Regions from separate parts of the Mus musculus genome. Here region 2 is linked to region 1. Evidence: chromatin contacts called from ENCODE Hi-C data. All regions are on one chromosome and are shown on one strand. The core of a region is the stretch at or near the end of the contact, and the rest is flanking DNA. Distances in the headings are between cores, read along the strand shown.

Evidence for each region. Hi-C counts contacts between places; a loop is a spot of excess contacts on that map.
Region 2: a map of v-Abl transformed pro-B cells shows a loop between it and region 1 (4-fold over the local background). The contact joins the promoter of Actb here to the promoter of Chst12 in region 1. A Hi-C loop is called at or near these places in 2 of 37 maps with a recorded cell type or tissue (regulatory T cell and v-Abl transformed pro-B cells).

The regions. Positions count from the first base shown.
Region 1 is chr5:140,502,407-140,508,445 of GRCm38, forward strand. Chst12 (carbohydrate sulfotransferase 12) reads left to right here and starts at 3,203. Exons shown (of 2, transcript NM_021528.3): 1 at 3,203-3,290. It overlaps Gm38728 (a long non-coding RNA gene), which reads right to left. Exons shown (of 5, transcript XR_001785006.2): 4 at 5,575-5,673; 5 at 681-1,017.
Region 2 is chr5:142,905,173-142,910,556 of GRCm38, forward strand. It overlaps Actb (actin, beta), which reads right to left and starts at 1,582. Exons shown (of 6, transcript NM_007393.5): 1 at 1,480-1,582; 2 at 392-520; 3 at 65-304. The coding sequence starts at 514.

The DNA of each region.
Region 1 (6,039 bases), core at 1,953-4,452:
ACTGAGAGATTGGCCTGTGACAATATAGGGGGGGGGGGGGAGTGGGCATTGTCTTGATGGACAGGCTTGGGAGGGTCCAGCCTGTTGTGGGCGGCGTCACCACTGGCTCAGTCAGTTAGTTCCTCTCTTGTTCTGCTTCAGTTCCCGCCTTCAAGCTGCTGCTTTGATCTCCCTGTACCCAACGCTGACTGTAACCTGTACGCTGAAACACTCTCCTCCTCTGCCGCCAGACCGCTTTTGGTCATTGTTTATCCCAGCAACAGAAAGCAAGCTAGCACAGCACCTGTGTGCTGTGCAGAAGTGCACGTGGCCGGCCATTCCTACACAGGCAAGGGCCTGGAGTGTCACACTCTGCTCTGTCACACTCTGTCTAAGTCCTTTGAGAAAGGGCTCTCCATCTGAAGCTGGAATCCGGCTGATGGCCAGCGAGCTGCATCAGGCCTCCCCTGTCTGCCTCTTCCCGATCTGTTGCGGCCGGCCAGCAGCTCGCAACGTGAACGGTTCGACTGAGATGGCCACTCGAGCTAAGTGAGGAACTAGATGGGGAGAAAGAAGAAACGGAGCCAAGACAAGTTCATCCTGTTCAAAGCTCAATTTTACTAGTTCTGACATTCAGTTATAAAGGAAGAGGGAGGGAACCCGATTCCCGCCAACTGGTCTCGGGGTCCAGTAGCAGGGTGAACACGTGTGTGGCTCCAAGCAGCAAAGCGGCACGGTCCAGCAGTGGGCGTGGCAGAAGGAATGAGCAGGAAACTCCACCCCTGAGCCAGCAGGTTCCAGGCTGGGGGTGGGGAGGCTACACCGATCCTCAGCAGTGATGACATAGGCATGCACGGGGCTGGACCCAGCCTTTTACATGGTCGCTGAGGGTAGGGAGGGTTCAGTCTCAGGTCCTGATGCTTTCTCAGCAAGCATTCTTCCCCACTGGGCCATCTGCCCAGCCCAGGAAAGGGCATGTTTTATATGGCATGTCAGGTGGCTTCTTAAGGAGGCAGCACGACACTGCTGCAGTTCCACCTGCAATGGAGACCACCCGGTTGCTCGGAAGCTTCAGTCGACTTTGGTGTTGTCAGTGATTACATAGGCCTGAGCCATCCCAGCAGGTATGTAACAGAGAATAACATCTAGCTAGCCCAGGATGCCCTCAGACTTGCAATCCTGCCTCCCCTGCCCAAGTTACCAGTGAGCACCACACCTGCCTAAACAAAATGCAATAGGGTTTACTGGCCAGGCATAGTGGTGCATGCCTTTAACCCCAACACTTGGGAGGCAGAGGCAGGCAGAGGCCATGGTGGAGGCAGAGGCAGGTGGATCTCCGTAAATTCTAGGACAGCCCCAGCTATATAGAGAGACCTTGTCTAAAAAAATGTAGTATATAACATTTATGCTTTGTTTGTTCATTTGTTTTGTTGGAGACATTGTCTCATGTAGCCCAGGCTATCTTCAAGCTCACTGTACATCCACAGATGATTTTGTTTTTTGTTTTTTGTTTTTTCGAGACAGGGTTTCTCTGTATAGCCCTTGCTGTCCTGGAGCTCACTTTGTAGACCAGGCTGGCCTCGAACTCAGAAATCCGCCTGCCTCTGCCTCCCGAGTGCTGGGATTAAAGGTGTGCACCGCCACGCCTGGCTCACAGATGATTTTGAACTTCTGATCCTACTGCCTACAATTCCTGAATGCTGGGGTTGCAGATGTGTGGCATCATGCCTTGTTTATACATTGATAGAGATGGAGCCCAGGGCAGAGCAAGCATTCTACCCCCCCTGAACCACACCTGAGCCCTCGAACTTACAGTTATAGATTGAATTGTGTTCTATCTTCCAGCCCCAAAAGGAAAGAGATGTTGGTGCTCTAGCTCCTAGTGCCTTAGAGATGACCTTATTTGGAGACTGAGCCAGGAGAATGGTAATGAAATGAGGTCATGGGATAGTCCTGATCTTGTCTGGCTGTGCCCTTATGAAAATGGAAATCTGGGCTGAAGTACGCAAAAGGGAGGTAAAGAGAAGGGCTGGAAGATGCTCCTGCAGGGCTCTCTGCAAGAACCAGCCTGCTTGCTACCTCAACTCCTGGCATCTGGCCTGCAGAACCCTAGGAAAAGAGCTGTCCATAGTTGAGGCTGGGTCTGTGTTACAGTTAGAGCAGCCTGAGCAGGTCACACGCACACATGGCAACCCAGGGGACTCAGCTGTAGGTTTTGAATCCTAGTTAGTAAGATGGGATCATCTGCCACCAGAATATAATAAATCTTCCTAGGTTCTGTCCTCTGCCATTCTGTGTCATACTGCTACAGAAAGAGGCTTCTAACCCTAGGCACTGGGAGAGCCCGTTGGCTCGGAACCAGTCCCCTGCTTTGGGAAGGCAGCTCAGTGCTGGGATGTTAAGTGTGCGTCACCACGCTAGCTTTCTTTTGCAGGTGCATGTGTGCACCTCATGTGTGATATGTGGGACTCAGAGGACAACCTCAGGCACCTTCCAACTTCTGTTTGAGACAGAGCTTCTCTTTTGTCTGAAACTTCACCATATAGAGAGGGCTAGGGAGCCAGCAAGCTCCAGACTCTCTCTCTGCCTCCCGGTCTTGCCATACAGGCAAGCACCACGGAGCCTGGCTCACGAGCATGGGCTGTTCACAGGTTCTGTGGATCTGACCACAGTTTCTCACCTTTGTGAGGCGAGCACCTCATTTACCCACTGAATCCTCTCCCCATACCTTGTTTGTTTGTTTGTTTGTTTGTTTTTGAGACAGGCTCTCATTAAGTACGGCTAACCTGGAACTTCCTATCCTACTGCCTCAGCCCCTCCCGTTCCTCCCTCCCCCCTGCCAAGTAGCTGCGGTGACAGCTTGCACCATGCCTGGCTCTCACTAAGAGCTTTACCTGCATGGTCTCTCTTAAGCCCCATAAACTCTGACAGGATTGTCAGCTTGCACAGCCCACGTTGCAAGTTCAAACTGCGAGACAGGCAACGCCCCTTGAGATCAGCCACGCCCCCACTCCGGATTGGTTGCTGCAAAAGGGGCGGGACGCTCAGGGATGGTGGGTGGGACCAATCTCTGGCCGTAAATAAGGTGCCACATGGCACTGGCTGGCGAGGGCAGGAACGGGGAGAAGTGCGCAAGCGCATCCAGAACGGGCGTAGTCCCGCTCGTTAGCTCTCGCGAGAGGATGGAGGGAGGTCTGCCTGGGGGCGGAGCCGCGCCTCGGGCGGGGCTGCTAGCGGGAGGAGGCGATTTCGGCTGCAGAATCAGCATCACCAGCAACAGCAGCAGCGGCGGTGACTGTGGCGGGCGCTAGGTGAGGAGCGCAGGCTCGAGCAGAGCGAGGGGTGCGTAGGAGTCCCGAGTCCTAGGGTGGGGCGATGGTCCATGGTTTGGCGATGCAGATTGGTACCTCCTTCTGCCTGGCTTAGGCAGCTCCCACGTGGTCCCGGGTTCGAATCCCAGTTCTGTCCAGCTGGCTGTGTAACCTTAGCCAAGCGTGCACCTTCTCTGAGCCATCTTCTTGTGCAGCCCTGCAGAATGCGTGGAGGAAGGTGTGGCCACTTGGCCGACCTCCTTTGCAGTAGTAGCGGCTGGCTCGGAGGTTGGGAAAACACCTTCCCAGTTTTGCCTCTGGCTGTTTGGGTGTCCAGGCGAGAAAGCAATTGTTCAGAGACTGTTGTGCTGCAGTGTCCCGGCCAGACCTTGCAGGAGGCTGTCTCCGAAGCCAGGTTTTGTACCGAGCAAGCACTGGCCCCACATCTCACCCCAGTCTACTGAGCATCCTCCTGCCCTGTGCATTGCTGCGGGTGCCCCCAGCAGCAGCCTCATGCCTGGTGGGCCACAGGAAGCCGCGCATTAGTGGCTAACAGTAGGACCTATCTTCTCTTTGGGCTTCTGGCCACGAAGACATCGCTGGCAGACCTTGGGTTCCTTCCGCACATCCGCCTAGCTGTCGCACAGAGAGCTGTAATGTTTGCACCCTTCTTAAATTATTTATTTTATAATCCCACGCTGCGCTGGGAGCCCCGGAATTGAGTGGGAATGTCACCCTCGGGGGAGAACGGGGCTGTGAGCCTTCCATTGCTGGGACAGCACCGTGTGGCTCCAGCCTAGGTAACATGAGTTAGGGCCCTGTTTCCGGGTGTGAAGGAGAGAAAAAAGATTGTTGGGAAACTGCTATGTGCTGGGTATGATACTGCAACTTCGCGAGTTGCCTAAGGTGGAGCGAGTTGCCTAAGGTGGAGCGTGGTGCCAGTTCTTGTGAGCTTAGGCAAGAAGATTGCTGTGAGTTTGAGGGCAGCCTGGGCCGCATAGTGAGGTTCAGGCCAGCCTGGGCTACAGGGTAAGACTCAGACTTAAAACAAAACAACACAAAAATTACAAAAGGGCCTGCCTGTACCTTCATGTTTAATTTCCTTGCTAGGATCTGGGGCTGAGCTTGCTTGTACCCGTATTGTCATGTCGCTTTCGTGGGTCTGCATCTTCAGTTTCCTGCTGTAAGGGCAAACCACCATATTGGGTGGAATGCTGGGAACCATGGGCCCTGGGTAGCTCAGGTCGTCCTGGTTCAGGGCCACTTGAGTGCCAAGTGTATGAAAGACGTTTGCGGTATGCAAAGAGAATGCCAGGAAAGGTGGCACGTACCTGTAATCCCCAAGAGGTGAAGGCAGGAGGGTCTACAGTTGAAGTCTAGCCTGGGCTACATAAAACCCTGTCTCAAAGAAACCAAACAAAAGAAACCCTTAGCATTGAAGACTGGAAGCAGCTAATTCAGGAGACGTTGAGTTGCTGTGCTCATGAGGGGTGGGGCCTGTGGGGGAAAGACTAGTTTCTGGAGGGGCGGGCAAGGAGTTGTGTGCATGTCCATGTGTGTATGCAGGTGCATTGGAGGTCAGAGAATAACGTTGGGTGTCGTCCTCAGGAATGCCATGTCCTTGCTCTTAAACAGACTGGCCTAGAGCTCACCAATTGGCAAGGCTGGCTGGCCTAGGGTTTCAGGCACACAGCACTTAATTGGTTCTGGGGATCTGGACTGAGGTCCGTGTGCTTGCGTGGCAAGCACTGTACCGACTCGGCCATTCTCCCAGCTCTGGGAGGACGGATTTCTGCTTGAGAAGAGCCTTATGCCCTGCTGGAGACCAGGTTCCATTGCTGGAGATTGCAGTTGAGGTGTGATGGGAACCAGGACCAGGTCTGTCAGAGGTAAACTCGTGATGCTAGAGGGAAGGGCAGGGAAGCTTGGGGTGTAGGGAGATGCAGTGCATGACATTGTGGGTGTGGCTCAGTGGTTAGGGGAGGTGGTGCAGAGCCAGAGTTCCCCCAGGGCTTCTCTGGGCAGTGAGGCTCTCTGTACGATTCAGTAAGAACTGGGCAGAAGAAAGAAGCAATGCAAGTCTGGGAGCAGCAGCCAGGTTCCTGCTGGTCCCCACCCCCACTGCACTGGGTGGTGGAGGAGACGTGGGAAAGTGTGTGGTTTGTAGACGCTAAGAATCTGTGACATTGAGGACCTCCAGCACAAGGCACGCGTGCTTGGGCTCAGAGTCTGGGAAAACCCGAGAGAAGAGAAGAGAAGAGGGGCAGGCAGAAGGGATGCTCACACTTAGATGCCTGTGGACTCAGTTCATGATCAGTACCACATGATCACCGGAGCTGGGTGGGGCGGTGATTGTGTTCTAGGAAGGCCAGGCCAGAAAGTACTGTGAGGGAAAACAGCCTGGTTACTCATAAGACTGAAATAAATCAGGTGGGAAAACACCACGCACGCACGCACGCACACATCCATATACACACATACACATTCACATGCACACACACACATACACATTCATACACACATGCACACACACATTCACACTTACACACTCACACACATTTTTGTTTGGCTGTCTAGGAGCTTGCTCTATAGTCCAAGCTGGCTTTGAATTCAGAGATCAGCCTGTCTCTGCTTCCCAAGTGCTGGGATTGAAGATGTGCACCACCATGCCTGGACCACTATATAGTTTTTAAAACAGGGTCTCATGTAACCCAGGCTGGCCTCATTTTCCTCTGTAGCTGAGTTGACC
Region 2 (5,384 bases), core at 332-2,831, 2.4 Mb after region 1:
AGACAATTGAGAAAGGGCGTGGCTGAGAAGCTGGCCAAAGAGAAGGGTTACCCGGGATACTGACCTGGGTCATCTTTTCACGGTTGGCCTTAGGGTTCAGGGGGGCCTCGGTGAGCAGCACAGGGTGCTCCTCAGGGGCCACACGCAGCTCATTGTAGAAGGTGTGGTGCCAGATCTTCTCCATGTCGTCCCAGTTGGTAACAATGCCATGTTCAATGGGGTACTTCAGGGTCAGGATACCTCTCTTGCTCTGGGCCTCGTCACCCACATAGGAGTCCTTCTGACCCATTCCCACCATCACACCCTGTGGAAGGGAACAGCCTTCTTAGCACCGGCATCGATCCCCAAGAAAACCCCAGGCTTGCCACTCCCAAAGTAACAGGTCACTTACCTGGTGCCTAGGGCGGCCCACGATGGAGGGGAATACAGCCCGGGGAGCATCGTCGCCCGCGAAGCCGGCTTTGCACATGCCGGAGCCGTTGTCGACGACCAGCGCAGCGATATCGTCATCCATGGCGAACTATCAAGACACAAAAGAAGGCTATAGTCACCTCGGGGCCGCCAAGAGCAGCCGCTGCCGCCCTGCCCACTTCCGGCAAGCCGCGGGCTCGAGCCGCCAGGGGGCGCGCGCCCAAGCTCAGGGGACAAAGGAAGCGCAGACCGGCCGCATTATTACCATAAAAGGCAAACGCTGGCCCGGAGGCGGACCTAGGGCAGGAAGCCAGACCTCCGCCCCCTCCCCAAACGGGCGCAAGCTCCGCCTACACTGCGCCGACGGGCGGCTTGTGCGCGCGCGGGAGGCGACCACACCCAGCAGGAAGCGCAAACAAGGCGCCCGTGCCACTGTGACCCCGCCCCTTCCGGACAACGGCCCCGCCCTCGCCCAACCCCGGGCAGCCGCGCTCCCAGCCTCAATACGCACGCGCAGCTAACTAGGAAGAGGGGGAGAGGAAGAGCTCCCTCCCTAGCGCACACGCGCCTCGATGCCCAGTGATAGAGAGCGCACGCGCAGTGGCATCCCAGCCCCCACCCGGCCGAGCCGGCCCTGCCGCGCCCGCCCGCCCGCCCGCCCGCCCGGCAAGCCGAATAGGCAAACCGGTTTGGACAAAGACCCAGAGGCCATTGAGGCGTGATCGTAGCGTCTGGTTCCCAATACTGTGTACTCTCAAGATGGACCTAATACGGCTTTTAACACCCGCAAGCCGCACCGGCTCATCAAATGCCCACACCGCGACCCTAGTGTGTCCCCAAGCCCCACGCACCGAGCGGGAGCGGGCCCACGAGTGTCTACACCGCGGGAATGTGGCTGCAAAGAGTCTACACGCTAGGCGTAAAGTTGGCTGTGCCAGTGTCCGCTCCGCGGCCCGGCACCACCCTCCACCCGCCCATGGTGTCCGTTCTGAGTGATCCTCAGGACCCTGCAGTGAGGTACTAGCCACGAGAGAGCGAAGGCCCGCTGGGCCCGGCGTCCCTGCTTACCTGGTGGCGGGTGTGGACCGGCAACGAAGGAGCTGCAAAGAAGCTGTGCTCGCGGGTGGACGCGACTCGACAGTGGCTGCGCGTTGCGCCGCCGGGTTTTATAGGACGCCACAGCGGCCACTCGAGCCATAAAAGGCAACTTTCGGAACGGCGGGCGCTGATTGGCTCCGCGTCGCTCACTCACCGGCCTCGCCGCACAGTGCAGCATTTTTTTACCCCCTCTCCCCTCCTTTTGAAAAAAAAAAAAAAAAAGAAGAAGAAAAAAAAAAAAAGCGAGAGAGAAAGCGAGATTGAGGAAGAGGATGAAGAGTTTTGGCGATGGGTGCTGGCTCCGTAGGCCCAGATGTACAGGAATAGCCTCCGCCCTTGTGGACACTGCCCCATTCAATGTCTCGGTTACTAGGCCTGCATTCTGGGGGTCACCCAACCACCCCAGGACCCTCTGGGTGTGGATGTCACGTGGATATCGAGCACTTAAGTGGATGAGGGTCAGCATCGAGGCCCGGACCCTATTTGTGTGGCCTCTTGTTTGAGGGACACGCGGGGCCTGGATTGAATGGACAGAGAGTCACTCCCCCTTGCTAGCAATTGCTAGCAATAGCCGGAAAGCCAGATCCGGGGGGGCCCCTTCTGCTGTGGTTCTAATTTGCTAGGTGTGTTGGGGTTCAACTTGGAAGCAGAACTCTGGTTGGAGAGGTTTTCATGGATCTTGACCTCTTAGAGACTCAAGGCCATCCTATCCCAAGCATAGGGCGAGCCCCAGTGGTCCAATAACTGGAGGTGTTGCAAGAAGATGCCTCCAGATATCCCCTGCCCCGGATCTAGAAAGGAACTGTGCTCAATAGAACAAACAAAACTTCTCATGGAGTCAGGCACTTTTGGAGAACTGCCTGATCACACCCAGGCAAGACTAAGCCTGGGCCGTTAGCTAGTGTCTCTGGGTGACTGCCAGACATCGCTGGGCTGGGGCCCACCATCTATCCTCTATTTATTATGTGCAGCCACAGCTGAGTTGTGCACTAGTCCATCTGCCAGCCGTGGGGATTCTGGGAGTGACAAGCTGCTCAGGGAAAAGTTGGTGGTCACCGGAGCCCCAAATCCTCCAGAGAGAAGCAGCCCCTGTCCCCCTCACCTAAGTACCAGTGTTCTACTTAGCAAGCCAGCTATTTGGCTGAGAGCTACACACGGGGTCAGGGTTGAGGGCCGGATCCCTCAGCTTAGCTTAGAAGGACACGCACCTTCTGGGAGAGTGTGACAGAAAGCTGGATTTAGGCAAGAAGGGTGCTTCAGGTGAGATGCTCTGGGCCTGCCGTGCCTCAGTGCATGCATAGGTAGGTGTTCACTGGCTCACAAAGTGTAGGTGTTGAAACCAAAGAAGGCTTCATCCATATATGGACTACAGTGGCCAGCTTCCTTGTTCTTGGCTGGTGGCAGGGCATTTTGAAGTTGCTGAGGCCTTGTCTGGAAGAGGTGACCATCACCCCAGCATATGCTGTGAACTGGAAACACACCCCTAGTTATCTTTCCCACCAAAAAAAAAAAAAAAATTTGACAAAAGTCTTCTGCAGTCACCAACCCTGAGAGAACTTTCCCAGGCAGTCTCCTCCCTGCCTCCGGGGGACAGGACTGCCCTGGCCCTGGCCTTGTATTTCTCAGTTGCTCAGGCAGTTTGCCAGCTGCCCAAGGACCTGCCAGTCCTGCAAGTCACAGGTGGGGGTGGGGCAGGGCAAATGCTGCCTGTCAATAAGGAGAGCCCAGAGTATTCCCAGGAGAACCCTGGTGGGGTGCAAGGGAGAAAGATGCCATCAGCCATCAGGGGTGCAGGATGTGGAGGGAGCCTCTTGGGTGACACCAGACAGCTTTACTAGGTTAGAGCAGACCAGATTCCCAGGCAGGACCTGTGTTGCCACTTTGTCACCTCTCAGTCCTGGGACTGGTCAAGGGGCAGGCACCTCAGCCCCACCCGACCTCTGAAACAATTCTGGTCTGTCTTGTCTGCAATGATCATTTTCCAGTGTTCTCTTTCACATTCTTGGGGGTGGCGTGGGGGGGATTTCTCTTGGTTTGTTGGAAATTGAGGGTGGGAGGTTGTTTTTAACAGGGTCTCAGGTAGCCTAGGCTGCTCTCAGATTTGATATGTAGTGGAGTATAGACTTGAACTGATCCTTCTGCCTTTACATCCCGAGAGTGTTGTGATTACAGGCATATATCACCATGCCCAGCTTCTTTGTTTGAAACAGTGGCTCCCTATGTAGCCCAGGCTGGCCTCAAACTCCTGCTCTTCCTGCCTCAGCTTCCTGTGTGCTTATGAAGACAGTCATGGTGCCTATTCAGGCTAGTCTTAATAACTCAGCACCTCCCCCAGCCCGGACAACATAAAACAAGCCAGCCCTTTGAGGGGCCCCATCACCCCCCACTTCCTTCCACTAACACACACACACACACACACACACACACTGAGGGGCTCTGTTCTGTGGAATGAATGAGAGATCGTCTGGGTGTCCTCAGCCCTGACAAAGGAGAGGTCCCTGAGAGGCCGGCAGAGGTGGAGGGGGCCTCAGCTGTTAAGTTTGGGGTGCAGACAGGAGACGGAAAGCACAGAACAGGGTGGGGGTGGGGAAAAGAGGAAGTGGAGGAAGGGGAAGGCAGAGGAAGTGAAGCTGGCCTTCTCCAGAGAACTTTGCCCTCACAAAGAGCTGTCACTGTTACTGTCAGGCACCCAGCTGGCAGCCACAGCCTGGCCCAGAGCATGGGTGACACCTGTAGCTTTAGTGCACTTCCCCCCACAAGGGTCCCCTTCCCTGAAAAGCCTTGGGACGAGAGAATATTTACAACCTAATTCAAGGCCCACTCTCTGATCCTCCTCTCAGAAGCCATATGTCACTTCTCCTGGGGACATTCAAGCCCAGCTGGCCAGGAAGACCCTAAGCTGCACATTTTCAAGTGAGAAATTGAGGAAGAGGGGAACTTCCTGTCACAGTAGCAGGAGCTCTGTCCAAGAGGGCGGGTCCCTGCAGACAGCAGGATGTCAGTAAGGCACTAAATGAATGAGGGAGGGCCTGGAACGTTCCAGAAAACATACTCCCTTTTTACAGGTTCAGAAAACTGAGATGGGCCTGACAGAGCGCCCAGTGCTTTAAGATCCAGCCATAATGCCTCTGTACTCAGGGGCCCCTGAGCTAACAGCCTGCCCTCTGCCTCACAGGGCCCCTCCCTGGGTAAAGTGGCCTCTGGAATGTCCCCGGGGACTAGGTCCAAGGACTGCTCCAAAGTTGGAATTCCTGGCCCCACCTCCTCCTTAGTACATATTTCTATCTCTCAGAGTTCAATGAGGGCAAGCCAAAGGCCCTGGTCATACGTAGGGTACCACCGGAAAAGTCTACTGGATGCCTGCTTGCAGGGCCACCTCACCCATGCTCTGATAACCCTGACTCCGCAGGGCTTTTTCCTACAGGAGGTTTGTCCAGGAGTGTGGGTTCCTCCAGCTGATTAACTTCTCAGCCTTTGGGGCCAGCTTCAGGCTGCCCTCTCCAGGCCCAGAGAGCAAGTGATCAGGGAAGATGACCCAGAAAAGGAATAGCCTGGGGCCAAAGCAGATGGCCCTTTCTTCCCAAACAGCTTCGGAGTTACTCAGTTACCATATCTGCTGCCTGCCTACTCAGCAGCCAAAAGGCTCTGTTCTGAGCAGAGGGAGTAAAGCAAGCATGTGCCTTGAGATAGCCCTAAAAGAACGTTCGCTGGTTCCGGGAAGGAAGCAAAGATTTACTTAGGGAAGTCTTTTTTCCCCCCGAGTTAGGTAGCTCAGTGGACAAAGGCACTTGCTTCCTTACTGTCTGAGATTAACCTCTGGAAACCACATGGTGGAAGGAGAGAACCAACTCCCTCAGTGGCCCTCTGATCTGCAC